5 separate regions of the Homo sapiens genome follow, and regions 1, 2, 3 and 5 are each linked to region 4. Evidence: chromatin contacts called from ENCODE Hi-C data. All regions are on one chromosome and are shown on one strand. The core of a region is the stretch at or near the end of the contact, and the rest is flanking DNA. Distances in the headings are between cores, read along the strand shown. Region 1 holds the start of SLC25A36 (solute carrier family 25 member 36). Region 2 holds the start of MRPS22 (mitochondrial ribosomal protein S22). Region 3 holds the start of SEC61A1 (SEC61 translocon subunit alpha 1). Region 4 holds the start of SRPRB (SRP receptor subunit beta). Region 5 holds the start of COPB2 (coat protein complex I subunit beta 2).

Region 1 (5,420 bases), core at 1,629-4,128, 7.1 Mb after region 4:
ACAAGCAAAAACAAAAACAAAACAACAACAAAAACAATCCCATCAAAAAATGAATGAAGGATATGAACAGACACTTCTCAAAACAAGACGTTTATGTGGCCAACAAACATATGAAAAAAAGCTCATCACCACTAGTCATTAGAGAAATGCAAATGCAAACCACAATGAGATACCATCTCACGCCAGTTAGAATGGCGATCATTGAAAAGTCAGGAAACAACAGACGCTGGAGAGAAGGTGGGGAAATAGGAATGCTTTCACACTGGGTAACAGTGTGGGAGTGTAAATAAGTTCAACGATTGTGGAAGATGGTGTGGCGATTCCTCAAGGATCTAGAAATACCATTTGACCCAGCAATCCTATTACTGGGTATATACCCAGAGGTCTATAAATCATTCTACTATAAAGACACATGCACACGTATGTTTCTGGCAGCACTATTCACAATAGCAAAGACTTGGAACCAACCCAAATGCCCATCAATGTTAGACTGGATAAAGAAAATGTGGCACATACACACCATGGAATACTATGCGGCCATAAAAAAGATGAGATCATGTCCTTTGGAGGGACATGGATGACGCTGCAAACCATCATTCTCAGCAAACTAACACAAGAACAGAAAACCAAACACCCCATGTTCTCACTCATAAGTGGGAGTTGAAAAATGAGAACATATGGGTACAGGGAGGGGAACATCCACTCTGGGGCCTGTCGGGGGTTGGGGGGCAAGGGGATGGATAGCATTAGGAGAAATACCTAATGTAGACAACGAGTTAATGGGTGCAGCAAACTACCATGGCACATGTATACCTACATAACAAACCTCCACATTCTCCACATGTATCCCAGAACTTAAAGTATATTAAAAAAAAAAAAAAAAAAGGAACTGGTAACAAAGAAAATCTCAGAAAGTTTCTTACTCTTTTCAGTTAAGAGAAGGATGGAATATATGTAAATTTAAATTTATATAAACATTTTTCCTAACTAAAAAAAAAACTATGTATGAATTTCAAACTTTTTTGCACCAAAAATTCGTACTCACTTGTTATAATGTATCTGAACAAGATCTAGTTTGAGGCACTAAAAAGGATAAGACATCAGCTTGAAAACAGCCCCTATCAGAGCAGCATGAATTGAAGCAAGAAAAAACATCAAATTTATGGTCAAGATTGGGTGGAAGAATGGTGAAATCAAGGATGCTTTACAAAAGTTTGATGGGGAAAATTCCCCCAAAGAAATCTGAAGTTTACAAATGGATAACTTGTTTGCAGAAGGGATGAGACAATGTTGAAGAGGAAGCCTGCAGTGGCAGACAATCCACATCGATTTTTGAGGAAAAGATTATTCTTCGGTGTGCCCTAATTGAAGAGGACCCACAATTAACAGCACAAATAATATACAACACCATAGACATTTCAACTGGTTCTACTTACACATTTCTCACTGAAAAACTGAAGTTGAGCAAACTTTTCACCCGATGGGTGCAAAACTGTTGCACCCAGATGAGCTGCAGACAAGAGCAGGGCTTTCAATGGAAATTGTAAACAAGTGGGATCATATATTGAAACATTTCTTTGAAGAATTGTAACAGGAGATCAAACATAGCTTTCTCAGTATGATTCTGGATCAAAGCAATAGTTACCAAGAGGTGCAAGTGGTCCAGTCAAATCAAAAGTAGACTGGTCAAGAGCCGAAGTCATAGCAGCAGCTTTTTGGGATGCTCAAGGTATTTTGCCTGTTGACTTTCTGGAGGGTGGAAGAGCAATAACATCCGCTTACTATAGGAGAAAGTGAAGCAAAGCTTTAGCATAAAAACACCTACGAAATCTTCACCAGAGAGTCCTTCTCCATCAGGACAATGTTCCTGCTCATTCCTCTCTTTAAATAAGGGCATTTTTCCAGGGATTTCGATGGGAAACTATCAGGTATCCATCTTACATTCCTGACCTGGCTCCTTCTGACATATTTTTGTTTTCTAATCGTGAAAAATCTGTAAATGGCACCCATTTTTCTTCAGTTAATAACGTAAAAAAGCCTGCATTTTCATGATTAAATTCCCAGAACCCTCAATTCTTTACAGATGGACTAAAGAGCCGGTATCATCACTTACCAAACTGTCTTTAACTTGATGGAGCTTACGTTGAAAAACAAAGTTTATATTTTTAAATTTTATCTTTTAATTCCATTTCCCATGAACTTTTATTCTTTTAAAAACAAACCCAAGTATTTTAATTCTACTTGCCTTTTTTACTTATTACACACTTCGGGAGATTTTTTGCCATATGGAATCACCTCATCCCTTGTCACGATTGCATAATATTCCATAGTAGGAATGTTTCATGATTTATTTCTTCATTCCCCCACTGATTTCAATTTTCTGCAACTGCAAGCATTGTTCATAATTCTGTACTGTTTGTGAGCCTATATAGGAGTATCCGTGCACAAACCTTTTTATGCATTGTGCGAGGGTTACTCTGAGATAGACACCAAGGGAACTGCTGGGTCATAAATCCAATTTTTTCAAAGTAAATCCGCTTGCGAACCCGGAACCAAGTCGATTTTTCCCGCCCCGCCAGTTCCCTGTTCAGGAGAGTGCAGCCGTGATTGGCGCGTTCACTCAGGCCAGGGGCGCCCCAGGTCTCAGGTGCTAGGAGCGCGGTGACCTACCACCCTCCGGGCACGCGTTCTGGCCACGCCTCGCGGCCCCTTTCATTGAAAGAGCCCGTAGGGATCACGTGAAAGAACACTGCAGAGTGCGTGACGTCACGACGCTCACACCAATGGGAGCCTCTGTTTATGTCGGGAGCCATCAAATAGTCATCTTCCCCCTACCATCCCCCGCCCACTCTCCGTCGCGCTGCGCTGCGTCGCTTTCAGCCTCTGGTGAAGGGCGGCGCGCTTAGGCAGGCGGTGGCGCGGCTGGAGTGCCGCGGGGAGGGCTGTGCCGGTTGCTTTCTGCAGCCGCATCTCGGCCAGCTCTCCTCGCCGTCCCCGGGGCGCTGTGCGTCTCCAGTCCGGGACCGAAGCCGCCTGCCGTAGCGGGCGGCCAGATCCGCGTCCCGCCTCAGCGGCCGGAGGACATGCGGGAGAGAGAATGAGCCAGAGGGACACGCTGGTGCATCTGTTTGCCGGAGGGTAAGGTCCTGGCGGGGCGTGCGCACTGGGGCTGAGGGTGCTGGGGCCGAAGACGCAGGCGAGGGGGGCGAGGGGGGCCGAGGGGGGTGGGGGGGTGGGGGGGCGGGAGTGAGGCCTGGGCGGGGAGCTGCCACGGGCCTGCGGGTGAGGGGAGCGACCCAGCCCGTGGGTGGTGAGGGGGGCTCCGGTTCGGGGAAGCAAGGGGGTGAGGCCCGGGCCCGAGGGCGAGAGAGTGAGGCCCGGGCAAAGAGGGTTGAGGCATGAAACCCGGGCCGGGAGTGAGGTTTTGGGCCCGCGGGGCCGGGGTGAGGCGGAGGCCGAATCCATGCGTCTGAGGAGACGCGGGCAAGAGCTGGGGTCGGCGCTTGATTACCCGGACGCCGCTGGACCTGGCCGCACGCCGCAATCTAGCAGGCGTCGGGGATCCAGGGCCGCTTTGAGGAGCCTGGCTTCGGATTTCGCGTAGGTTGCATGGCCCAAGGGGACGGGGCGGAAAGTGCGGAGGCTGAGGACAAAATGGGCGCCGGAGACTCCTTTAGCCCTCGCTCCTTGCAGCGCTCGCTTGGGCCTCTGCACGTCACTCACGCCCCACCTCGGACCTCGGGCCGCTCATTTCCGGGCTCGGCTTTGCAAGGTGGGTGGTAAGGGGGCTACGGGATCGAGCGGGGAAGGCTTTGGTATTCTCCCGTGGTTGCTGTAGGGTGTTTCTAGCCCTTGGAAAATTTCTTGCCCGAGGTTTTCCAGGTGGTGAATGGGGTGCAAAGCTTTCCAGTACCTTTGGGGTCAGATTCCTTTCGAGAAAACCACCCCTCTTGAACACCGCTTGCTTTTCTGCTGCTTAGGAGAAAGTAGGAGTGGAGAGAGGTCAGATTTTTTGAAGATAGTGTTAATAGTTACTATGTGTGTGCAAGATTAGGACTAAGCCTAAAGTCTTAGTTCCCTGATTGCCAAAATGAGTGTTAGAGCTTCCAGTTTAGCCTCCTGTTTAGATTTGCTCCTTCTAAATCATTTGGAGAATCATAGCAATTTTAAGAGTTACTTATTTGGAGGATTATAAAGAGTTTTCTTATCAAAAATGCCTTCGGTGAATTATGCTGAGACTCTTACCGGCATCTTCTTAAATCCTGCAGTTTTTAGATCGACTTTTAAGAATATGAAAGAAATACACACGCAGTTCTATTCACGGTGCCTTGCTTTGAGTTGGACATATGGACTCTATTGAGCCAGTGATGGCAATACTTTCTTTAGGTTGGCACACTTTCATCAACAAATATTTGTTGTACACCAATTATGGGCCGGCCACTGTTCTGGCATAAAAACAATATTTTTCTATTGATCTGTGAGACCCAGTTTAGGCAGTTTGCTTTCCATATTTCTGAAATGTTTACTGCCAATAATCAGGCAAATTAAATCTTTTTAAAAAAATTCTGTAGCTATGTAGATGCTCTTGAAAAGATCTCATGCAAATAATTGAGCTCCCTCTTGTAATTAGATCTATAACCCTGAAGTGAGGAGACCGCAGATGTAGTCTAGCACTATTTTAATTTGGGTGAAAAATGGACACTTTTATTTCAATTGCTTCATCTATAAAATTAGGAGGTTGTATTATATGATCTCTAAAGCCCTTCTCTAGCTCCTAACATTTCTATTATTCTGCGTTCAGGATTCATGTATCAAGTTTAGTTAAAAATGGGGCATACTTATATTTGAAATAAATGTTAGCTTGATTGCACTAATTTCCCACTTTGGATTAGGATCATCATTTTGTTATAAAAACATGTAAATATAGGTTTTCTGGTTTAAGAACAGGAATGGGAGGTGTTTGTAGCATCTAAACACACAGATTAGGAGCTCCATCCCCTCCCCCCCAGTCTAGCATATGTAGTTAGAGTATTAAATGAGATATGGTATGTAGGATTTGATACAAGATAGGTGCTCAGCCGTATAATTTCTCTTCCTTTGCATCTCATCTTGATTTTATTTTTATATGTGGTTACATAAGTGAGTTCAGTAAAACACACCTTATCTTTTTAAAGGAAGCCCAGTATATTTTAAAAGAACCAAGAGTAACCTTTCACAGAGTATTTAATCTTAGGCAAGGGTTTTCCGAATATGGAGCCTTTAAGTTGTTTTTCTGATAAGTAGAATTGTAATATTCAAATATGTTTATCGGAATCCCACATTTCTAATAGCCTAGTAGCTGTATTGTTAAACACCAGCACTGGACCTTGGTTCTGGGTGAAATACTCACATGCATAACTCGTGCTTTCTTTAAGACACCC
Region 2 (5,547 bases), core at 1,859-4,358, 5.5 Mb after region 4:
TGTCAGTCAGAGGGCCAACCCTCCCCAACCCCCAGTGGTGAACAGAACCCCACCCAGGCCAATCAGCCTCTCTCACCAGGAACTTAGATTGGATGGAAGGCAGGGAGTTGGAACCAAGCCATTAGGACTGCAACCTCCTGGAGAGATCTCTTGAGTTCCTGCCTCTGGGGTTCTTGGAGCTGCCATCTTTCAAGTCCTTCCTGAGGCTTGGCTGTTGAGCTTTTTCTTGAATTCTGTGAGATATTCAGTATCCTTCCAATTACTCCCATTTCAGTTTTACTCAGGAAAGATTTGTTTCTTGCAACCAGAGTACTTCTGAATACCATCCTCAGAAAGTAACTGACTTGGGTGCCATGGCTCATGCCTGCAATTCCAGCACTTTGGTAGGCTGAGGCGGGCAGATCACTTGAGCCCAGGAGTTCAAGACCAGCCTGGACAACACAAAAATTAGCTGGGCATGGTGGTGTGCACCTGTAGTCCTAGCTACTTGGGAGGCTAAGGTGGGAGGATTGCTTGAGCCCAGGAGGCAGAGGTTGCAGTGAGCTGAGATCATGCTACTGCACTCCAGCCATGGTGACAAAGTAAGAAAGACCCTGTCTCAAAAGAAAAAAAAAAACGGAAAAGAAAAAAAGAAAGTAATTGACTTGCCACCACACAACCTTCTCACACCATCTTTATGAAACACCAGACATCAGATCCTGAAAGTACTTTATTCTCAAAGTTTGCAAGATAAGTATTGTCATTATGCCCATTTTGCAGGTGAGGTACTGGGGCTCTGAAAGATGTGGGCATCTGCCTGAGGTTATAGCTTAAACCAGGAATCTTCATTACTCCATATCAGTAAAACTCACTGTACCCCAAGTAAAAGAGGTCATTGAAAGGAAAGTGGGAAGCTCTCTGGCCAAGACACCACCTTTCTCCATCTCTCTCCGTACATATTCTCCCATCTCTGCTTCTGAGGATCTGCTCCATTTTCCTGCCTCTCTCTGCAGAGTGGCTTTTCCCTGCTCACTCATCAGTGAGCACATTGCTGAAAAAGGCTGCTTCAGCCCAAACCCTAAATACTTAGTTATTCACTTCAAGCTTCCACCGTCGACTATTCTATGTCTCATAGTTTGAATTATTGAGAAAAAATCTGCTTGGTGCCTGGTCATCTGGGGTAGGCTGAAGAATGCCCCCATACTTCCTCCCAAGTATAACTGCACTCTAATCCATGGAACTTGTGGATGTTACCTTATATGGAAACATGGTCTTTGCAGATGTGATTAAGTTAAAGATTTTAAAATGGGGATTATCTTGGATTATCAGGGTGGGTCAGTGATTATGCAATCACATACATCCTTATAAGAAGAAAACAGAGGAAGATTTGGCACAAATAGAAGAAGAGAAGCTGATGTGAAGATGGAGGCAGAGATTGAAATGATGCAGCCACAGGCAAAGGAATGTTTACAGTCATCAGAAACTGGAAGAGACAAGGGGCAGATTCTTCTCCAGAGATAGACTCTAAGGGGAGCAGAGCTCCCTTGATTTCAGCTCAGTAATACTGATTTCAGATTTCTCATGCGGAATTGTGAAAGAATACATTTTTGTTATTTTAAACCATAATATTTGTGGTAGTTTGTTATAGCAGCCACAGGAAACTAATGCTAATACAGCAGCCAATGGATTCATTCATCCTGCACTAAGTGTCCAATCAGCTGTGTCCAGGAGGATGTTTACAGGAAAAACATAGCCACTGAGGCCTGCTCCCTCAGCTATGGGAAGAAAGTAGAGGGTTCATTTTCAGAGAAAAGGCATGGGCTGGGAGACACCTGCATTCATCCTGCCACTAGTCTCTGACACCTGCTATCATGTAGGTGTAAGCATTGGGAAGTGCAGGGCAGCAGACTTGCCTAAATAGGCACCAAGCCTAGTGCTCTCCCTTCCCCTCCCAAATAGGGAATGAGTTCATAAACAGCACTGTTAATATTAATGCTAAGTTGGGGGAAAATAGCTGAGGCTGGAAGGTGAGTCTATTCATCCAGCTAAGTCAAACAAGAGTTTACTAACACCCTGTTTTCCCAGGCCTTGGGATAAGTGCTTAGCACAGGCACCAATCTATAGTCTAGAGAAGGATAAGACCTGCACATCCTGGATAGCTGGAAAAAATGTAAAGAATCATTTAATCATTCATTCATTTATTCAACAAAAGTTTGCTGTGCACGTAGATGTACTAGGCTAGGTGATATTGCAATAAAATATGTAGAGTCACTGTGTTCATGGGGTGAGAAAAAGAAATAAGCAGATAAAGAGCAAAATAACAGATTATAAAATGGGCTATAAAGGAAAGGAATAAGTGTTGAGACAGAGAATCAGGTGTATGAATTGGCAGTGGCAGTGGTGGTGGTGGTAATCAGGGCTTGGAGTCAGGAGTTAGATTTAGGGTGCATGTGAGCAGTGTGGATGGAGAAATTTAAGAAGTAGTTGGATTTAAACCTGAGGATGGGGGAGAAGGTTTGGGCAGGAAGTGGAATACATAAATTATGTATTTATTTGAGACAAGAGTCTCACTCTGTCACCCAGGCTAGAGTGTTTGTTTGTTTGTTTATTTGAGATGGAGTCTTGCTTTGTTGCTCAGGCTGGAGTGCAATGGCACGATCTTGGCTCAATGCAACCTTTGCCTCCTCGGTTCAAGCGATTCTCCTGGTACAGGCGCCCGCCACCATGCTTGGCTAATTTTTATATTTTTAGTAGAGACGGGGGTTTCACCATGTTGGCCAGGCTAATCTCGAACTCCTGACCTCAGGTGATCCGCCCGCCTTGGCCTCCCAGACTGCTGGGATTACAGGCGTGAGCCACGGCGCCTGGCCGGAAATTTGTTATTTAGAACGATGGAAACGGGTAGGAAAAAGAGCATATAGGGAAAAAGGTGTAAGTTTTAACTTTATGCATAGGGAAGGACATAAACACCGTCTACTTGTGAATAAGTAGTTTAGAAGAAACAATCTATAAGGGCCCGGAAGACTTCCGGCCCTTTCCGCCTTTAACTAGACTACATTTCCCAGAGTGCTGCAAGAACTGGGTGTGACTCGGAATCCCTCCCAACCACTTCCGGCGCAAGTGGCTTCTGATAATCATGGCGCCCCTCGGAACAACTGTATTGCTGTGGAGCCTCTTGAGGAGTTCTCCGGGCGTGGAACGGGTCTGTTTCCGGGCTCGAATCCAGCCCTGGCACGGTGGCCTGCTCCAACCGCTACCTTGCTCTTTCGAGATGGGGCTGCCACGCCGCCGGTTCAGCTCCGAGGCCGGTAAGTGACCTTCCGGACTTTCGCTGGGGCGTTCTTCTGGGAGACGTAGATCCTGTTTCTGGCAGGCGAAAACCACGCGATAGCCCCCGCGACACGTATCCTAGCGCTTCCTCAGATTCAGCTGTCTTCCTTCTGTACCTGTAGAGTTTGTCATCACCTGCATATCTGTTCATTCGTTCACTCACTCAACTACAGTGCCTGAGTTCCGCTCCGTGCAGAGCACTGTGCTAAGCTCTGTGGGATATGGCAAACTAAGACTGACACAGACATTTCCCTGTGGGAACTCATGTCCATGGGGAATTGGCAGTGCAGTGTGACCCGGGTTGTTATAGGGGACGCACACAGGAGAGGCACTCAAACTAGGTTGGAAGGTCAGGGAAGGGTTCCTGGCAAATATGACCAAAGCTGAGATCTGGTTAGCCATGCTAAGGAGAAAGCAAGAAGCTTCTCAAGCATAGGGGACAGTAGCAGATGTCCAGAAATGAGACTGAGCACAGATATTTGGGAACCCATTTTGGAGGTAGGATTGATAAGGCTTGATTAAGGCTTTGGATATGAGTTTAAAGGGACAAATTAAGATTGTTTCTTAAGTTTTTGATTGGAATAGAGGGTTGTCCCATTTACACCAAGATGAAGAAGATTAATTAATTGTTGGAACCGTTATTTTGGGGGCGGGGGTAGTGCAGGAGTAGATGAGATCAGGAGATGGGAAAGGAGGCGGAATTAAACCTATTTGGGACACATTAAATTTGAGGTGACTTTAAGAGTCAACTGTTTAGTATGGAGTTAAATATAAAGTGAGGAACATCGGAGTAAAAATGGTAACTAAAGGTGAGTGAATGGGTGAGACTGAGGAGAGAGTAGTGCTGAGCACTTGCTGTGTGCTGGATACCCTGAGGAACCCTGGGTGCCAGAGATGAGTATAAGACAAGGTCTGGTCTTCATAGAGCACATCACTTAGTGAGAGACATAGTGTAGGTAAGCAGACCACCTTAACTTTTTTTCTAAATGAGGTTGGAAGCCATTCGTGAATTTTAAGCTTGGGAGTAATCTTGATTACATTTTAAAGAGATTACTCTGGTTGCTCTGTGGAGAATGATCTGTAGTGGGGCCAGAATGGAGAAAGGGAGGCTGATGCAAGAGATGAGGATAGCCTTGACTAGAGTAGTGGCAGTGGGAAATGGAGGATTAAAATGAGATTTATGAAGGCAAACAATCAGTATGTTCTCTGCCAGTGGTGTTTTTTTTTTTGTTTTTTTTTTTTTTTTGTAAAATTGGGATAATCTTCGTGTTTACCTCATGGGTTGTTGTGAGTATTAAATGGGCTGAATGTGTAAAGTACTTAGCTCAGTCAGTATTGGCATGTAGTAAATAGCTAATAAATGGTAGCTCTTATAATTACTGTTATTATTACTACAGCTATTTGATTACTGTTGTTGTTATTACTACTGCTATTGGCTAGATCTGGAGGATCAGGGAGAATTTAGGAATGGCTGTAAGATTTCTGGCCTGTATGGCCTACTGGATGATGCTGAGATAGGGAACAGAAAATGCAGGTTTGAGACAAGGGAAAGTTGATGGGTTCTGACTTGGCAGTATTCAAGTACATGAGAGAGGTTGAGTAATTGGATGGAAGGTGATCTTGGCAGGAGATTCAGATTTTAGAGTTTCTGGCATATAAAGGTAATTGAAGTCGTGGCAGGATAGGAGAAATCATCGAGTAAGAATCTGAGAAGGGAGAAAAGGACATCGTTCAGAATCTGTAGGGATACCAACATTTATAGGAGAAGAAGAGGTGACTAGGAACAAATGGCTTTTTCTTTCTTTTTTGCTAATGGAAATGGAAGTAGAAGTTAGGCAAAGCAATAAGCAAACTGCATGAGGCTGAGCTAAGATTTGATTCTCTGCTTATGTCAAAGGCTCTTCCATGATAACACACGGCCTCTTCAGTATCATGTCCAGTGAACCAAGCCTCTTTCCTAGCTGCAATCTCTTAGCCTAGACTTTCCCTCCCTTTTTTCTCTGCCGTGATGAGGCTCTTGGGACGCTTTCTTTGACCCTGTCATGCCCATCCCTAGTCCAGGCTATGCTTAGTTTCTTCCTCTGCAATCACCCAAGCCCCGTACCTCTCCTGTATACCATACCTCTCACATTATGTCTCCCCACACCTCCCACTTATACCGAGGAGCGCTATGATAAATTGGAAACCATCTAGGATCCAGAACCAGACAAACCTTGGTTTAAATTTTGACTCTATCAC
Region 3 (5,710 bases), core at 2,914-5,413, 5.8 Mb before region 4:
TTTACAGTTTATTGAAATAATGTCAGCTCTAATAGCTAAAATATGTTTTCTTATAAAGCTAAAATAAATACTGCTGGGCACGGTGGCTCACGCCTATAATCCCAGCACTTTGGGAGGCAGAAGTGGGCAGATCACTTGAGGTCAGAAGTTTGAGACCAGCCTGGCCAACATGGCAAAACTCCATCTCTACTAAAAATACAAAAATTAGCCAGGTGTGGTGGCGCACGCCTGTAATTCCAGCTACTTGGAAGGCTGAGGCAGGAGAATCACTTAAACTCAGGAGATGGAGGTTGCAGTGAGCTGAGATCGCGCCACTGCACTCCAGCCTGGGCAACAGAGCGAGACTTCATCTCAAAACAAAACAAAAAAACTCTAAATACTGACATCTCCATTAAAATATCATTTATTAAGGCCCAAACTCTTTAAAATATATTTTTCAAACAGCCACTGCATTTGTTTCCATTACAGTGAACATACAGAACTTACTGACTTCCACCACAGCGGGTATATAGCTCAGGGGTAGAGCATTTGAATGCAGAACTTACCGACTTCCACATTGCTTTTGCAGATCTAGCACTGCAGGCTTGTCCATCAAGGTTCAATTTGCATTACTTAATGTAGTTATTTCTGCTACTTGGTGTGTGGTAGTAAATATAGTTTATCAAGAAAAGCATGAGTTCCCTGACTTGTATTGGTTTATCCAAAATTAAATTTGATAATTTAGTGCCAAATTAAAACATCCACATTTTTCCTAAACTTTTGGCTGAAACTCCATACTCTCTCTAGAATTACATTAGCATTTTTTGTATAAAATCCAATGACAATTTTCTTATTTGGTACAATATTCCAATTACATCTTTATGGAACTATATCTCAAATGTAATTCTTTCTTGTGTACTCATAATAAAGACAATACAGTGTACTAAATGTTTCCCAGTGTCATAAGATCAACAAAAACCATTATATTCAAAAACCTTTAAATTTGCATTTTAATTATTAAAACACATTCACATAAAAAAATGAAGCTTCTTAGATGATGATTTTAAATACACCTCTTTGATTTACATATTTTTCAAAAAGCTGTTTTCTCATTTGGGTACATCTGGTTTTTAACAGGTGGGTCCAGAATACAATGGCGTGTTCATATCAATATTAATCCTTTTGAAGTTCTAGTAAATGTGTGTGAAATGCTCAATTATACTTAACTATATAATAGTGCTAAAAATTCTGACAGTACCTTCTAAATCTTTTTTTTTTTTTTTTTTTTTTTTTGAGACAGAGTCTCGCTCTGTTGCCCAGGCTGGAGTGCAGTGATGAGATCTCGGTTTACTGCAACCTCCACCCCCCAGGGTTCTAGCCATTCTCATGTCTCAGCCTCCTGAGTAGTTGGGACTACAGGCACGCACCACCATGCTCAGCTAATTTTTTATTTTTAGTAGAGGCGAGATTTCACCATGTTGGCCAGGCTGGTCTCGAACTCCTGGCCTCAAGTGATCTGCCCACCTTGGCTTCCCAAAGTGCTGGGATTTCATGAGCCACCAAGCTTGGCCCTAAATCTTTTTGATTGCTTTATCCTCACTCTGATAACCTTTTTGGGAGTTCTAAGTTTTCAAATACTTAATTTATGAAACTGATTATATTCTTTTAAGTTCTTTTCTCATCGATAATCACAATTTTTCTTCACTTGCACAAGCTTTAAGAGCATTCTGATGAATATATGTTTAACACTTTGATCTTTTAACAATAGAACTTCTGAGCACTCAGTACCCAACATTTCTGTCACTAGCAATGTCAAATTTTTGGTTGAAAAAAATTATTTTTTCACTACAAAACTATAGATTTTATGTAATAAAGTTTATCTTATAAATTATAAATTTTATTTTGTGCTGATTCTTAAACAGTATCAAAAGAAGTTCCAGGCGGGGATTCATTATTATTACAAATTTCTTGTTTATTCTTCTGCAGATATCAAGATTTACATTTATCATACTTAAAAGTATTGAAAATTCATCCAGATTTTTGTGGTCTCTTTCATTCTAGGTGGATGTTTCTAATATCCTATAATAAAATCTTAAATGTATAAATATAAAACACTGCATACCTATTTTCCGAAGAATTAATGTATGTGCTTACAATAGAAATATTTTATTATTTTTTGAGACAGAGTCTCACTCTGTCGTCACCCAGGCTGAAGTGCAGTGGTGAGATCTCAGCTCACTGCAGCCTCGACCTCCCAGGCTCAAGGGATCCTCCCACCTCAGCCTTTCCAGTAGCTGGGACTACAGGCATGCGCCACCATGCCTAGCTAATTTTTTTCTGTATTTTTTTCTAGAGACAGGGTTTTGCCATGTTGCCCAGGCTGGTCTTGCACTCCTGGGCTCAAGTGATCCTCTTGCCTTGGCCTCCCGAAGTGCTGGGATTACTGGTGTGAGCCACTGCACCCAGTCCAATAAAAATATTTTAAACTAGTGATTCTCCTAAAGCAATCAGTGATTTAACACACGTAACTTGGCTGCAGTCCCTGCAGTGACACAGGCCAGATTGTGTCATAATGTGGAAACAACAGGAGGCCTGTTATCAATGGTACTGACATCCTACAACTATTAGCACAAACCAATGAGTTTATATTAAAATTTCTATTAACTAATTGTAATATTTATTGTAATTACTATACTATTTACCCTCGAAATATTTCAACATTTTAACCATCAATATGGTGCAGGGTGCATAATGGCTAAATATCGGATCTAGTCTATATGCTGAACTTAGTCCAGGGGCTGCCAGTTTTAGCTTCAGGCCAAAACTCCAGAAGAGATCATCAGTGGGTCCTGGAAGTGAAGATGGGTTGCATTTCAGACTCTGAATAAAGAGTCAATGTCTTCTTTTTCCCCTTTTTGGTGGGGGATGGATATCAAGTGATGTCACACCTAGACCACTTCACTGAAGTTACCTGCCTGTTCCCAGTAGTCCTTTGAATTTTCCACCAGTGGGTTTGTATTCCAAAAAAGACTTCCTGTCCTGTCCAACTTTCTGAGCCAAGAATGTACAAAACCTGATTATCTGCTAGAAATGGGTGAGAATGGAAAAATCCAAATAGTTGACACCTAAATTAAAAGCAAAAAAGCATCTTGCCACATATGTACCCTCAACTTCTACCTGTCCTGGTCAAGGTTTAGCTCCATGAAACCTTGCCTGATCCCACAAGGCGTGCCCACCTCCTCCCTGCTAAATGCTCACAGCATTAAGTCTGTTTCTCTTAGATGACATCATACCTACTGACTACAGATGCCTGAAAGTAAATTCCAACCCCCAGCCCCAGCATCCCTTGCCCTACCCGTTATCCCCCTTTCCCACACCGATCTTAGGCAATCACACCGCCATGCTTTGCCCACAACAGTCTCCTCAACCTGTTCCCTCATTCCTTCTCGCCAGAATCTATCAAGGCTCGGCACAAAGGTACTCTCCCAGGAGGCCTTCCTGAATTCTTCTGTGAGGCAGACTACTTCCCGAGCTGCCCCGGCCCTTCTCCGGCCAAGTCTCTCCAGAAACTCATCCCATTCGTTCTCAGATGGAAGGGGACCCACACCCACGACAAGCCTCCGGGTTTGCTTAATGACTCAGACAGCGAGGGTGCTCGGTAAGCCCCACCAGCCCGCGCCCTACTCAGCAGGTAATGACGGAGACCTACTAGGTGACGGGCGCCGCGGTAGACGCTGGGATAAGGTCCCTGCTCCAGGGAGCTTACGGTCTATTCACTAACGTCAAAGAGCAGTGAGTGCTGTTACGTGTATGGGAGCCACCAGGGTCTCCGCCTGCCTGCAGGGCCACGCGCGCACTCGACGCTTCGCGCCTGCCTCAGTTTCTCCGTGAGGCCGCACAGCCCCAGTCTCGGGAGGCGTGACACACCCTCCCCGCGCGCTCTCGCGTTACCAAGTCTGCGCAGCCGCACACCCCCAGTCCCGGCGGGCCCCGCGCGCCAGGCCCCTTCCCGACAGGCCCCAGGAGCCCCGCTGCATGCCGGGGCTTGAGGTCTCGGCGAAGCGGCGCGGCGCGGCGAAGCGCGGCGGCCGGCGGGCGCGCGTGGCAGGAAGCGGAAGCGATCCGAGGCCCGGCCCCGGCCCCGCCCCGCGCCGCGCCGCGCCGCTTGCCGCCGGGCTAGCACTGACGTGTCTCTCGGCGGAGCTGCTGTGCAGTGGAACGCGCTGGGCCGCGGGCAGCGTCGCCTCACGCGGAGCAGAGCTGAGCTGAAGCGGGACCCGGAGCCCGAGCAGCCGCCGCCATGGCAAGTGAGTCCTGTAGGGAAGCCCTATTGAGGCCGGGACGGAACAGATCCCCCTTCCCCACACCCGTGCGGTCGGGCGCCCGCCGGCCAACCCTGACCGGCCCCCTGCAGAACGCGGCCCGTGCCCCCGGCCCTTCTCGAGTATCCCCACGCGTCCGGGGTGCGGCCGGCTCCCCTGGCCCCTGCTCTCACTCGTCGTGGGCAGAAGGCGTCCCTGGGTAGCGCGGAAGGTTACTTCTCTGTGTCCCAACTCTTCCTGTTTTGTTTCTCCCATCAAAGTCAAATTTCTGGAAGTCATCAAGCCCTTCTGTGTCATCCTGCCGGAAATTCAGAAGCCAGAGAGGAAGGTAAGTACCCCAAATCGCCAACAAAGAAGGTTTCAGGAAACTGTCTGGACTCTGGAAGTTTACAGTATGATTAAAAATGGCTTCAGCACGGCAATGGAAACTCTCCCTTCTCTTCCCTTGGAGTGTAGTTGTGCTCTGTTATTCCGGAGAGCTGTCGAAAGGTGACCTGGTTGTGTGGAAATTTCCACTGAAATCACTGTGCTTTATTTGGAGCATCTTTGGTGGATGTTGCTCCGAGAACAAAGCCTCCGGTTGCCCTGTCCCAAAAATGGATCCGGGCCATGAATGAATAAGGCCTCAGTTAGGATAGCAGATTGAGTTACCCTCCCTTTTTCACCTCCAACGGGAGCAGATCACGGGTTGGTTTTTTTTCCCAGGAGATGCCCTTTGTATCCAGCTGCTAAAGGGAAGGGCTGTCACTTTAGTATTTACAAATGATTTTGTACCTTTTATGTAGGCTGTCACAATAGGGGGAATAAAGGCTATTCTTTTGTGAAGTCTGCTGCTTTTCACAGACGGTGTATTAAAACAAGGAAAGATTAAATTTAGAGCTGTGCTGAATCAGAAATTGTGTGGAGTGAGTGTTGCCAGTGTAACTACAGCTGTCAACGAAAAAAAGTTTCATTAGGTTCCTAGGTTAGAGAGTGGGGAATAAAATGTTTGTGTCCTCACATTATTTTTCAAACTGTTGTTAAAGCATTCACATGGACACTTGGGTGCTTGGAATCCACTTTCATTTTTTTACGTAAAATAGTTTCATATAAATGCCCATGTGCTGCTTTTAATGGACGAATTTGTAAAGCTTTACCCCCTCAATTCCAGTGTAGCGAAGGGGCATGGCTCTGGAGGCAGGCAAGCCTAGGTCCCACCCTTTACATAGCACCTTAATAGCTATGTGACCTTGGCCTTGTAACTCAGTGTGGTAGACGGAACAAGGGAAATACGTGCAAGGTATAGCAGTGGCTCAGGAAGGGATTAACTCTGGGAGACATGATGTCTTATGGTGGTTTTGAAGGAGAAATAGAAGTCTCCTTGAAGGGACGGAAAGGAATTCCAAATAAAAGGAGTATATAGTTTGCAA
Region 4 (5,096 bases), core at 654-3,153:
TGGTGAAACCCCGTCTCTACTAAAAATACAAAAAATTAGCCGGGCATGGTGGCAGGCGCCTGTAGTCCCAGCTACTCGGGAGGCTGAGGCAGGAGAATGGCGTGAACCCGGGAGGCGGAGCTTGCAGTGAGCCGAGATCGCACCACTGCACTCCAGCCTGGGCAACAGAGCGAGACTCTGTCTCAAAAAAAAAAAAAAAAAAAAAGAAAAAAGAAAATGTTTTTTGCAGAGACAGAGTCTCACTATGTTGCCCAGGCTGGTCTTGAATTCTTGGCCTCAAGCAATCCTCCTGCCTTGGCCTCCCAAAGCGCTGGGATTAATAGCTGTGAGTCACCGGGTCCTCCCCCAGTTCCTCTCTTTTTCCTTGTCCCTGTGCATGGTGAGGTTTTGTGTGGCCCTGAGTGGTATCAAGCTAAATAACAAGCAGAGAGGGACGCTCTAAAAGAAAATAATATTTATTCTGGAATAGGCATTGCAATGGGACTACGCATGCCATAGTCAACTATGTGCATATTCAGGGGGGTGTAAAGGAAGACAAAGATTTTTAAAGAAAAAATGAGTCAGATTCCATAATTGTTTTAAGATAATTATCCTTGGCTACAAGGATCAAATGGCAAGGATGGCATCAGTACTAGGTTGGACAGGGAGTTGCTGGGTAGCCGTCCTAACAGATGTATTTTTTTGTGTGTAAGGTTGCGATGGCCTTTGTGCAAGTCTGTGGTTTTTGCAGTCTTTTGTGACAGTTTTTGTCATCAGGCATGGGTGCCTGAGAACCCTCCCTCCATGGCCTTTCACCAGCTCCATTTTTCTGATTAAAAAAAAAAATACAAGTGACTCCATTTTGATGCTGACAACTTTTTCAATGGCAATGTGGAACTGTAATAAACTTTTTTCAATCTTTCAGTGACACTGACATCTTCATGTCTCTACTCAGCCATACAATTAAATTAAATAATGTGTACATTTTAAAACAATGACAGCTGTTTAATGACAGAGACTGTGAACTGGGACCCTCTAGGCTGGCCACTTTTGGTGTTTTATTTGGGCCACAAGTTTTTGAATGCTTTCAATTACCTACAGAAAATTTCAAAAGTGGAAAATTTCCTATAAAAATCTGCCTTTATTGCTTCTCTTGAAAACTGGAAGAACCGGCCACCCAGGTCCCATAACACCTACCTGGCTGAATAGGGTCGGCCCTACTTTCAGCAGAAATACCTCCTGCAGTTTTCAACAGCCCCAGCTCTCCTGGGCGTTGATTTTCCTAGTTGCTTCCTTTAATGCAGACATTTGAGTTTGCAGCCCTAGATTGACAGTGTAGGGGCACTGAATTACTTAGGGTTCCCACATACATCGTTTCTTACACTCATTTTCTTCTGCACAGCACCTTTTTTTCCTTTAACCACTCGCAGATGCTAACTCATTCTTCAGGACTCAATTCCAATGTCCAGAAGCTTTTCTCTGAACTCATGATGGACTCCGCGTCCCATTATGTATTCCCACATCGCTCCGTACATCCATCTGTCACATCCCTTGTCACATTAAATTCAGATTAAATGTTTGTAGGATGCTTGAGTTCTTCACAAGTCTCACGTCACTTAGCGACGGTCGGGAACTCCTCAGTGGTAGTTTCGGGAGCCATTCATTCATTTTATTCATTTCATCATTCTTTCAACAGTCATAACGTAGGTGACGACGACTGACTCATCTCTTAAAAGATGTGTGTGTCCCTCGACAAATAACCTGTCTGCCCCTATCGTTCTGTAGGAGGACGGAGTCCCAGAGAACTACAACTCCCATCAAGCACTTGGGGGATCGCCGCGGCTGAGGGAGAGACTATGGCTTAGGAACCACCATTCGCGTGAGGCTCTGCTCCCCGCGCCTGCGCAGAGTGCAGGGCCACGTCGCTTTTGCTGTACCGGGGACCACGCGTCTCATCCATGGCTTCCGCGGACTCGCGCCGGGTGGCAGATGGCGGCGGTGCCGGGGGCACCTTCCAGCCCTACCTAGACACCTTGCGGCAGGAGCTGCAGCAGACGGACCCAACGCTGTTGTCAGTAGTGGTGGCGGTTCTTGCGGTGCTGCTGACGCTAGGTAAAAGGCGGCCGGTGGTCATGGCGGGTTTGGGGCGGGCAGAGGTCCGGGCTTTGGCTGCACCGCTGCAGGCCGGGGACGCGGGGCTGAGAGGGCGCCTTGAGGGCATCAGGAGGGTGAGACCCACCCAGTCTACACCCCACCCTCTCTCCTGAAGCAGCGGCAGCAGCTGGGCGTTAAGGGGGATGCCGGGCAACCCCCGGAGTTAACGTCCTGGTCCTTGGGGCGCAGATTGCTCTTCGTCATCTGCCCTGTTACGCTTGAGCGCGCTGTTCCTCGCCTTCCGCTGTTCTCACTGCAAAGACTCAGGGTCTTGACACCAACTTTCAGCCTCCCGTGTTTGCGTGCGGGCGCTGGGATACCAAGGTAGTGAGATAGCACCTGAGTCCCAGTCAGAGTAAGGACTGCAAAGAAAAGTTGACAGTTGACAGTGCCTGGCTCTCAGTGGATCCCTAACAACAGCAATAGTAACCATTATGATAAAAGTCAGTTCCAGGTGAATGAGGTGTTTCGTCACAGACTTCTGTGAATTTCCCCACCCCAGCCATGCACATATACTGATTCCCAAGGCGTAATTTTTGTTGTTTTTCTCTGTCTATTCCACAGTCTTCTGGAAGTTAATCCGGAGCAGAAGGAGCAGTCAGAGAGCTGTTCTTCTTGTTGGCCTTTGTGATTCCGGGAAAACGTTGCTCTTTGTCAGGGTAAATGATTTCATTGACACCCCTGTTAAGCTTAATAGAAAATTTTATAGATCCCAGTATTCCTGTCATCTCACGGTTTATTTTGTAAAAGAAGCTGATGCTGTTAAATTTGGAAGTTAATTCTTGACTTACTTGGGAGAACAAAAAGACTCGTAGAAACCCATAATTGAGAAATATTGGTCATTTCTCCTTTTTTTTTTCTGTTTGCCCTTGCCAGATGCTGATATTTAGTCTTTATCACATTCAAGGATTTTATTTAATTAGTTTCATTCCAGAATAGCAGAAGGCATAGAAGCTAGTGTCCTACAGTTTATAATTCCTTCGTTAACAAATTCTTAGGACAGTTTATCGAAGACACTTTTTCACAGGGTGATCCTTCTTTGACATAGTGGGCTAGTTAGGCTTCTTTTTACTAATATTTATTTTTAATACATTTAGTATTTTTAACAGTGTATTTTAATGTGGTGAATAGGAGAGGTTTTCTGCTTTTTAACTCTTCTTTTTGAGAGTATAAATTATTTCCCTTCCATTAAAGAAATACCTCCATTTTTTTTTTTTTTTTTTTTTTGAGGGAGTGTCTCACTCCAATGCCCAGGCTGGAGTGCAGTGGCGAGATCTCTGCTCATTGCAGCCTTGACCTCTGGGACTCAGATGATTCTCCCACCTCAGCCTCCGAGTAGCTGGGACTACAGGCGTGCAACACTACGCCCGGCTGATTTTTTATATTTTTTGTAGAGATGAGATTTTGCCATGTTGCCCAGGCTTCAAATCATTTTTGTTGGTTAAAAATCTTTACAGAAGCTTGGCAAATTTGGCCACTAACTGTCTTTTGAGAATAATGTTGTTTTTATTCCACTGAGGAGTAAAATATGCAATTAATTAGATTTTTTTCTACAGGTAAAAAAAATCAATATCGTCTTTTTCACCTGTCGGAAGCAGCATTCATTTACTTAACCTTACACCTGGGAGACTTAGAATAATATAACTCAATTTAGGTGTGCTATTAAAATGTTGAATATCACCCATCTTGTTTTTTTTACAGTTGTTAACAGGCCTTTATAGAGACACTCAGACGTCCATTACTGACAGCTGTGCTGTATACAGAGTCAACAATAACAGGGTAAGATGTTTGTGGAGTTTTGGAGTCTGACAGTCTTACTTTACTGTGGTGTGTCAGTTAAGGACATTTTTAGGATGAGTTCATCTGAGGATGTAAGTACCATTTGTAGCTTATTTTTATGGAGAAACATATTCTTTGTGACAAATTCTCTTGACAATCTGTACAGTAGATTTAATCATGCCCTCCTCTGCATTGTTGTACCTTAATGTACAGTAATGTTATATCACATTTTATTCTTATTTTTTGTTTCTGTGTCTTCTTTCCAACTTTACAATGAGTTCTTAAGAGTGGGCATTAAACCTTTTAAGTTTTGAATAGGTAATACATGCACATGGGACAAAAATTCAAAAGGTTAGAAAAGATATTTGGTGAAAAGTAATTTTTCCTTTCCTTTCCCCACTACCTAGTTTTCTCCTCAGAAGCAGTGACTTACTTTTTTTTGTATGTAGTCTTCCGGATGTTCTGTGCATATACAAACATGTCTGTATATCCTTTATTGTTGTTTTTTTTTAAATGCTGTTCTGCCCATTATTTTTCTCATACGGCTGATACAACTTGGGCTTTTCTTATTGTCCTACATTTGTATACATAGTACCATCTGGTTGGTTTATGAGCTGCATAGTACTCCACTCTGTTGCTATACCATAAAATTAAATTCTTACTTAATCTGGACCGTGTTAATAGACATTTAGTTTTGTTATTATAACCTTTGCTTTTACAAACAGTGCTGCAATGGATATCTTACAGAGTATATATGAGTGTATTTCAAATATAAGGAATCATGGGGCCTGGCTTGGTGGCTCACGCCTGTAATCCCAGCACTTTGGGAGACCAAGGTAGGCCGATCACTTGAGGTCAGGAGTTCAAGACCAGCCTGGCCAACATGATGAAATCCTGTCTCTACTAAAAATACAAAAATTAGCCGGGTGTGGTGGTGGGCGCCTGTAACCCAGCTACTCGGGAGGCTGAGGCATGAGAATCATTTTAACCCGGGAGGTGGAGGTGGCAGTGAGCCAAGATTGCGCCACTGCACTCCAGCCTGGGCAATAGAGCGAGACTAAGTCTCAAAAAAAAAAAAAAAATATAAGGAATCATGGGAAAGACATTTTACATACCTCTGTAACTTCAGAATGTAGACAGTGACTACCAAACCGATTGTAATGCATAAGTTTGTTTGTTTGTTT
Region 5 (5,394 bases), core at 1,376-3,875, 5.6 Mb after region 4:
AACCCCGTCTCTACTAAAAATACAAAAAAAAAAAAAAAAATTAGTTGGACGTGGTGGCACGCGCCTGCAGTCCCAGCTACTCGGCAGGCTGAGGCTGCAGAATCACTTGAATCTGGGAGGTGGAGGTTGCAGTGAGCCACGATTGCACCACTGCACTCCAGCCTGGGCGACAGAGTGAGATTCTGTCAAGAAAGAAAGAAAGAAAGAAAGAAGGAAAGAAGGAAGTAAGGAAGGAAAGAAAAGAAAAAGAAAAGAAAGAAAAGAAAGAAAGAACGAACAGGCAAGGGTTCTTGTGATAATATTTCTCCCAACAGTTAAGTGACTATTTTGAATAAGACAATGTACTAGGTACTTTGGGACAAAGATGATTAGGATGCTCACACTGTATCCTCAACTTTAAATATATCCCTCCACCTTCCAAAAGCTGGATGCATTTAGGACTCAGCTTAAATGCCACTGCCACCAGTAAGACCTTTCTAGTTACCCTAGCCTGAAGCATTCTTTCCTAGGGAATCCTATAGGATTTCATTTTAACTGTTCATGGTACACTTGTGTACACATCTTTTCTTGCTTTCTAGAGTAGATCCTCCTTAAAGCCAGGGTCATTGCTTATACATGTCTTTATCTCCAGATCACCTTATATATTTGAGTATGGGGGTTTAAGAACAGATACCATAACACAAGACTAGAAAGCCATGATGGATTTAAATTTCAGTTCCACCACTCATTTCAGATGTGCAATAGTGGGCAAATTTACTTAACCTCTTTCAAGTTTGACTTATGTAAAACAGGAATATTATTATTATCTACCTCTTAGTGCTGTAAGAATTAAATTCAGAGTTAGCCAGTTAGAGCAGTGCCTGACCTACAGTAACCACTTCACAAACATATAACTCTATCTCCCAGCTGCTGTGAGAATTAGGCAGCCATGTTTAGCAAAGTGCATGGCAGACACTAAATATTCTATGGTAAATGTACAAATGAATGAATTCACGTTTTGTATTTTCCACAAAGGATTTAAAATATATAAAGAATGAAGGCAATATTTCATTATAGAAATACACTGGTAAATGTAAAGACGGCAAAAGAAAATGAAATTAGGCAGATCCAAGAGCCTTTTCCAAAAACGTCCATTACTGCAACCACAGCAGACCCAAACTACATCAGGTAGTTAGTAATACGAAGTGCTCTAATTAAGAGGCTTGAGGTCTTGTTCAGGGACTGTAACCTGGGTGCCCAAGAAAGTCCACGGATAGTGCTAGCTTCGGCAGCACATAGAGAGGAGATTAGCGTGGCCCCTGCGCAAGTATGACACGCAAATCCGTGAAGCGTTCCATATTTTTTATAAAACAAATTAAAAAAAAAAAGAAGGTCCATGGATTGTGGGGGGGGGTGTCTGTGAATGAATGCACTGAATTTTATGCAAAAATGTTTGTTTCTCTGTGCATTTTCCCTGGGAGTATTCCTAACTTTTTCCTAGTTCCAACTTTGCCACAATTAACCTTGTAGAAACATAATTTAAAAAAATTTTTTAACTTAAGATGAGGGACTTAATCCCTAGCGTCTTCAAGCTCCAAAATGTTTGATTCTGTGCTTCATAACAAGTTTTTTTTTTTTTTTTTTTGAGACGGAGTCTTGCTCTGTCCCAGGCTGGAGTGCAGTGGTGCGACCTCGGCTCACTGCAGCCTCTGCCTCCCGGGTTCAAGCGATTCTCCTGCCTCAGCCTCCTGAGTAGCTGGGACTACAGGGGCCCGCCACCACGCCCGGCTAATTTCTTTTTTTTTTTTTTGCATTTTCAATAGAGACGGAAGATATTCTTATACTATCGTTTTCTTTCCTTATTATTATAACACTCTTGTGCAAACTAGTCTAGGGCGTTTTTTAGGGTTACGGTGATAATAACAAAGTGCTCTAACAATTACTATTCTTACCAGCCACTGGATTTGCAAATGCATAAAAGCACACCAGCCAGTGTTATAAACAGCACCCCCTTCCTCCCAACCCTTCTTCTCCCCTTAGAAACCTAACAGCTGAGATATCAAAGCATTTGAAATTCCATTTTTGACTCCATATACATTTGTTTTTGGCTTCTTTGCTTGTTTATAGTTTGTAGCCAGCACACACTATCCCCAGAATAAGCCCAACAGGAGTGTAGATTAACTACCACCGTTTTAAAGGCAAACTTTAGTTTTACCAAAGCCTCCTACGGAGTTCAACACATTCGGCTTCTGTGTTTCCCTACACCACCGATCCCGCTGCAGACTGCAGGAGCTCTGGCAAGCGCCACAAGCGCCAGGGGAGACAAAACCCCTCACTAGCAGGCTTTGCCTCCCCAAATCACCCCGGTCCCCTAGGCCCCACCGCCTTCTCCCTTCCTGGAATCAAACGACCAAGACCCCGCAAGGCCTGAGGCGGCGGCCGCAGCGGGAGCCCAGACCACTGCTTACCGCGGCCCTCAGTCCAGAAGCTCCAGGAATCGGCCGTAACCTATGGGACCCCGCTCCCTTCTACGGGATCTGGACCTACCATGGCTGCGTCGGTCCAATCCCGGGAACCCTCGTTTGTTACCGGCTACTCAGGCCTTGAGATAAACCCACCGATCCACTGACCGTCAGACTGACTGACGTGGAACTTCCGGGAGCCGATTCTCGCGATAGTCAGAGGCCAGGGCCGGAGCGCCTGCGCAAACTGCGCGCAGGGCCGTCGTTTCCCAAGCCCCGCCCCAGTTTCCTAGGCAACGTGGCCTTCCAGACCGCTGGTAGTGGACTTGAGGCTGTCGGGAAGGAGGGGTGTGGCCTAGACCACTAAGGGCCGTGACGTGGTGCCGCTGAGCTTGGACCCCGACCAGAAGATAGAGATTGAAACGATGAGGAAAACGAAGTGCCTAATCCCCGCTGGACGCTAACTGCAGGGCAAGCTCCCCAGTGTTGTAGTTGTGTTTCGGAGGCCGAGAACCGCTATCGGGCTTCCTCGGACTCTGGCCCTGGAGGGGGGAAACGGCGAGGGAGAAGGCGAAACGAGTCTCCAGTGTGTTCTTGGGGCCTGGTGCGAGGCCCAGAGAATTCTCTGCAGGCCTTTGCCCGGGCACTGATTAAGGCTGCGAAGAGACGCACCGGGCTGCGGGCTTAGTAGCTTCAGGCTTCTGAAGTCAGAGGGAGGGCTGAGAGCTTACACTTCTGGAGCTCCCCGGGAGACGGCAACTACCCAACCGTGTGGGTGTGTTTGTGTATGTGTCTTTTGTTGAGCTTCGGCTGGCTGTGTTATTCATTCAACAAATATTTATCGATCTTCGGCAGTGTGTCAGACATACCTTCTTCTCAAATCTTCACATCAAACCTGAATTATCTCCATTTAATGATGAGGAAACTCGGGCTCAAAGAAGTTAAGTGTTCTAGCCAAGACTGCATAGTAAGTGGCAGATAAAACCTCAAAGTTGGGCCGGGCGCGGTGGCTCACGCCTGTAATCCCAGCACTTTGGGAGGCCGAAACGGGTGGATCACCTGAGGTCAGGAGTTCGAGACCAGCCTGGCCAACATGGTGAAACCCCGTCTCTATTAAAAATACAAAATTAGCCTGGCGTGGTGGCGGGCGCCTGTAATCCAAGCTGTTCCAGAGGCTGACAGGAGAATCGCTTAGAACCCAGGAGGTGGAGGTTGCAGTGAGCTGAGATCGCGCCACTGCACTCCAGCCTGGGCAACAGAGCAAGACTCTGTCTCAAAACAAAACACCTCAAAGTTTGTGCTCTTTCTACTACATAAAAATATCTCTTCATTAATGTGGCTGAATTCTAAGGGCCTGTGCCATAGGGGTTACACTACACAATAAAGTTCGAGAACATTTGCCTGTCACACGCACTGCACATCTCCTGTATTTCCTTTTTTTTTTTTTTTTTAAGAAAACATGTGGACCATAGAAAACTTGCCCTCTGGTTACACGTACAAACGTGTATTTTTAACTTGAGAGAAATCTTAAAGTCTTTTCAGACCTCCAGATTTTCAGAAAGGCAAAAAGAAAAATTATGTATTTGTGTGTGTAGATAATGATAATCAGAGGGAGATGATTTTGCACGAAATTATTTGGCTTTAGTAGGAGCCTTGAGCTAATGTGACTCTCTTCATGGGCCTCAGTTTTCATCATCTTAAAAAAAATCCAGCTACATGGTTTCTAAAGATCCTTCCATTTTTTTTTTTTTTATGTTTCTGTGGCATTCAATAGTGGAAAAAAGAGTCTGGAACTGGAGTTTAGTGCCAGCAGTGTGATCTTATGTAAATTGAGACTAATAATTCTAGTAATTGCATACTTTGCTTACTCTATGGAGTGACTGAGGATCCTGAGTTGAAAAAATTATATGAACTATACCTAATTTGCTTGAATAGTGGAACTTTCAATATTTCTAACTCCTGAATACTCTTGCACTTGAGAGAGTATTTTTGGATTTGGCACAGTACTAAGTGATACAAAATAAAATGATGTATCTCTATTGTCAAGGGGCTCAGCTGGGAATGCTTAAATCTTTGTATACCACTGGGCCACCTAAGGGTCTACCTAGCTGGTGTTGCGGGCCTGAACCCTCAAGTGTCATTCTTACTTGGACTATATCTTTTCTCATGTTTTCCACTGCAATTAGCCAAAATTAAGTCCTGCAATTGTAGACTGTAAATTCACTCTTTTAACCATTACATACTGAATGTGTACTATATACAAAGCACTATACTAGGTGCTGCCTTAAGATATTACCCATAGAATTTGGTGTTGGATTTTGGTTGAAATAAATTTTAAAGAAATAAAATTCTTAAATAGGAACTAATACATAACATTAAATATACACGTGTATTTCACTAGGCGTTCGACTGTGGGTTTAAATTAAAATCTTTTGTTTACTTGGTTTAGAGGAGACTGGAAGGTTAGGAAAAATAACCGTTGGGAAGAAAAGAAATATAGACAAGCTTAGCAGATTGGTAAAGGGTTTCCCAAGAGGTTGACTGCAATCGATTAACAGATCTTAAAGTCTTACCTAGTCAATTTCTATAATAGCTATTTCAGCCCTGCCTTTTTGCAGCAGCTGGGAGAATTCCAAGTGGGAATTCAGGTTGCAGTGCCTCTGTAAGTACCCTATATACACTGTTCCCTTCCCACCCTATTCCTACCTCTTCATAAGAAGTTGAGGAAAATAATTCGTTGAGAAAGAGTCAGGGTTTTTTGTTTATTATTTTATTTTATTTGTATTTATTTATTTATCTTGAGATGGTGTCTCACATTGTCACCCAGGCTGGAGTGCAGTGGCGCCATCTCAGCTCACTGCAACCTCCACCTCCCGGGTTCAAGCGATTCCCCTGCCTCAGTCTCCCCAGTAGCTGGGACTACGGGTGCACGCCACCACGCCTGGCTGATTTT

What was found. A loop is a pair of places that touch in the nucleus more often than their neighbours do. Pooled maps may share reads with other maps.
Region 1: a loop to region 4 is called in a map of B cell, with 15 times the contacts of the local background. The contact joins the promoter of SLC25A36 here to the promoter of SRPRB in region 4. A Hi-C loop is called at or near these places in 2 of 168 maps with a recorded cell type or tissue (B cell and naive thymus-derived CD4-positive, alpha-beta T cell) and 7 of 50 pooled maps.
Region 2: a loop to region 4 is called in a map of CD4-positive, alpha-beta T cell, with 6 times the contacts of the local background. The contact joins the promoter of MRPS22 here to the promoter of SRPRB in region 4. A Hi-C loop is called at or near these places in 3 of 168 maps with a recorded cell type or tissue (CD4-positive, alpha-beta T cell, CD4-positive, alpha-beta memory T cell and naive thymus-derived CD4-positive, alpha-beta T cell) and 6 of 50 pooled maps.
Region 3: a loop to region 4 is called in a map of B cell, with 24 times the contacts of the local background. The contact joins the promoter of SEC61A1 here to the promoter of SRPRB in region 4. A Hi-C loop is called at or near these places in 2 of 168 maps with a recorded cell type or tissue (B cell and CD8-positive, alpha-beta T cell) and 6 of 50 pooled maps.
Region 5: a loop to region 4 is called in a pooled map, with 8 times the contacts of the local background. The contact joins the promoter of COPB2 here to the promoter of SRPRB in region 4. A Hi-C loop is called at or near these places in 5 of 50 pooled maps.

What each region holds. Positions count from the first base shown.
Region 1 is chr3:140,938,958-140,944,377 of GRCh38, forward strand. It overlaps SLC25A36 (solute carrier family 25 member 36), which reads left to right and starts at 2,879. Exons shown (of 7, transcript NM_001104647.3): 1 at 2,879-3,138. The coding sequence starts at 3,098. RefSeq lists enhancers at 2,853-3,222, 3,316-4,163, 3,803-4,032.
Region 2 is chr3:139,340,912-139,346,458 of GRCh38, forward strand. MRPS22 (mitochondrial ribosomal protein S22) reads left to right here and starts at 3,109. Exons shown (of 8, transcript NM_020191.4): 1 at 3,109-3,287. The coding sequence starts at 3,116. RefSeq lists enhancers at 3,167-3,256, 3,216-3,510, 3,487-3,586, 3,597-3,716.
Region 3 is chr3:128,048,274-128,053,983 of GRCh38, forward strand. SEC61A1 (SEC61 translocon subunit alpha 1) reads left to right here and starts at 4,164. Exons shown (of 12, transcript NM_013336.4): 1 at 4,164-4,286; 2 at 4,562-4,629. The coding sequence starts at 4,280. LOC102723759 (a long non-coding RNA gene) reads right to left here and starts at 3,902. Exons shown (of 4, transcript XR_007096073.1): 1 at 3,689-3,902. RefSeq lists a cis regulatory region at 3,729-4,345 and a silencer at 3,838-4,477.
Region 4 is chr3:133,803,912-133,809,007 of GRCh38, forward strand. It overlaps SRPRB (SRP receptor subunit beta), which reads left to right and starts at 1,904. Exons shown (of 7, transcript NM_001379313.1): 1 at 1,904-2,091; 2 at 2,698-2,792; 3 at 3,835-3,912. The coding sequence starts at 1,938. LOC105374116 (a long non-coding RNA gene) reads right to left here and starts at 1,572. Exons shown (of 3, transcript XR_924513.3): 1 at 1,177-1,572. RefSeq lists enhancers at 1,556-1,665, 1,756-1,815, 1,956-2,165, 2,276-2,325, 2,356-2,465.
Region 5 is chr3:139,387,022-139,392,415 of GRCh38, forward strand. It overlaps COPB2 (coat protein complex I subunit beta 2), which reads right to left and starts at 2,626. Exons shown (of 22, transcript NM_004766.3): 1 at 2,527-2,626. The coding sequence starts at 2,529. COPB2-DT (COPB2 divergent transcript) reads left to right here and starts at 2,782. Exons shown (of 5, transcript NR_121609.1): 1 at 2,782-2,912. It also overlaps the pseudogene LOC124906339. RefSeq lists enhancers at 2,304-2,553, 2,350-2,911, 2,844-3,143, 2,912-3,474, 3,354-3,463.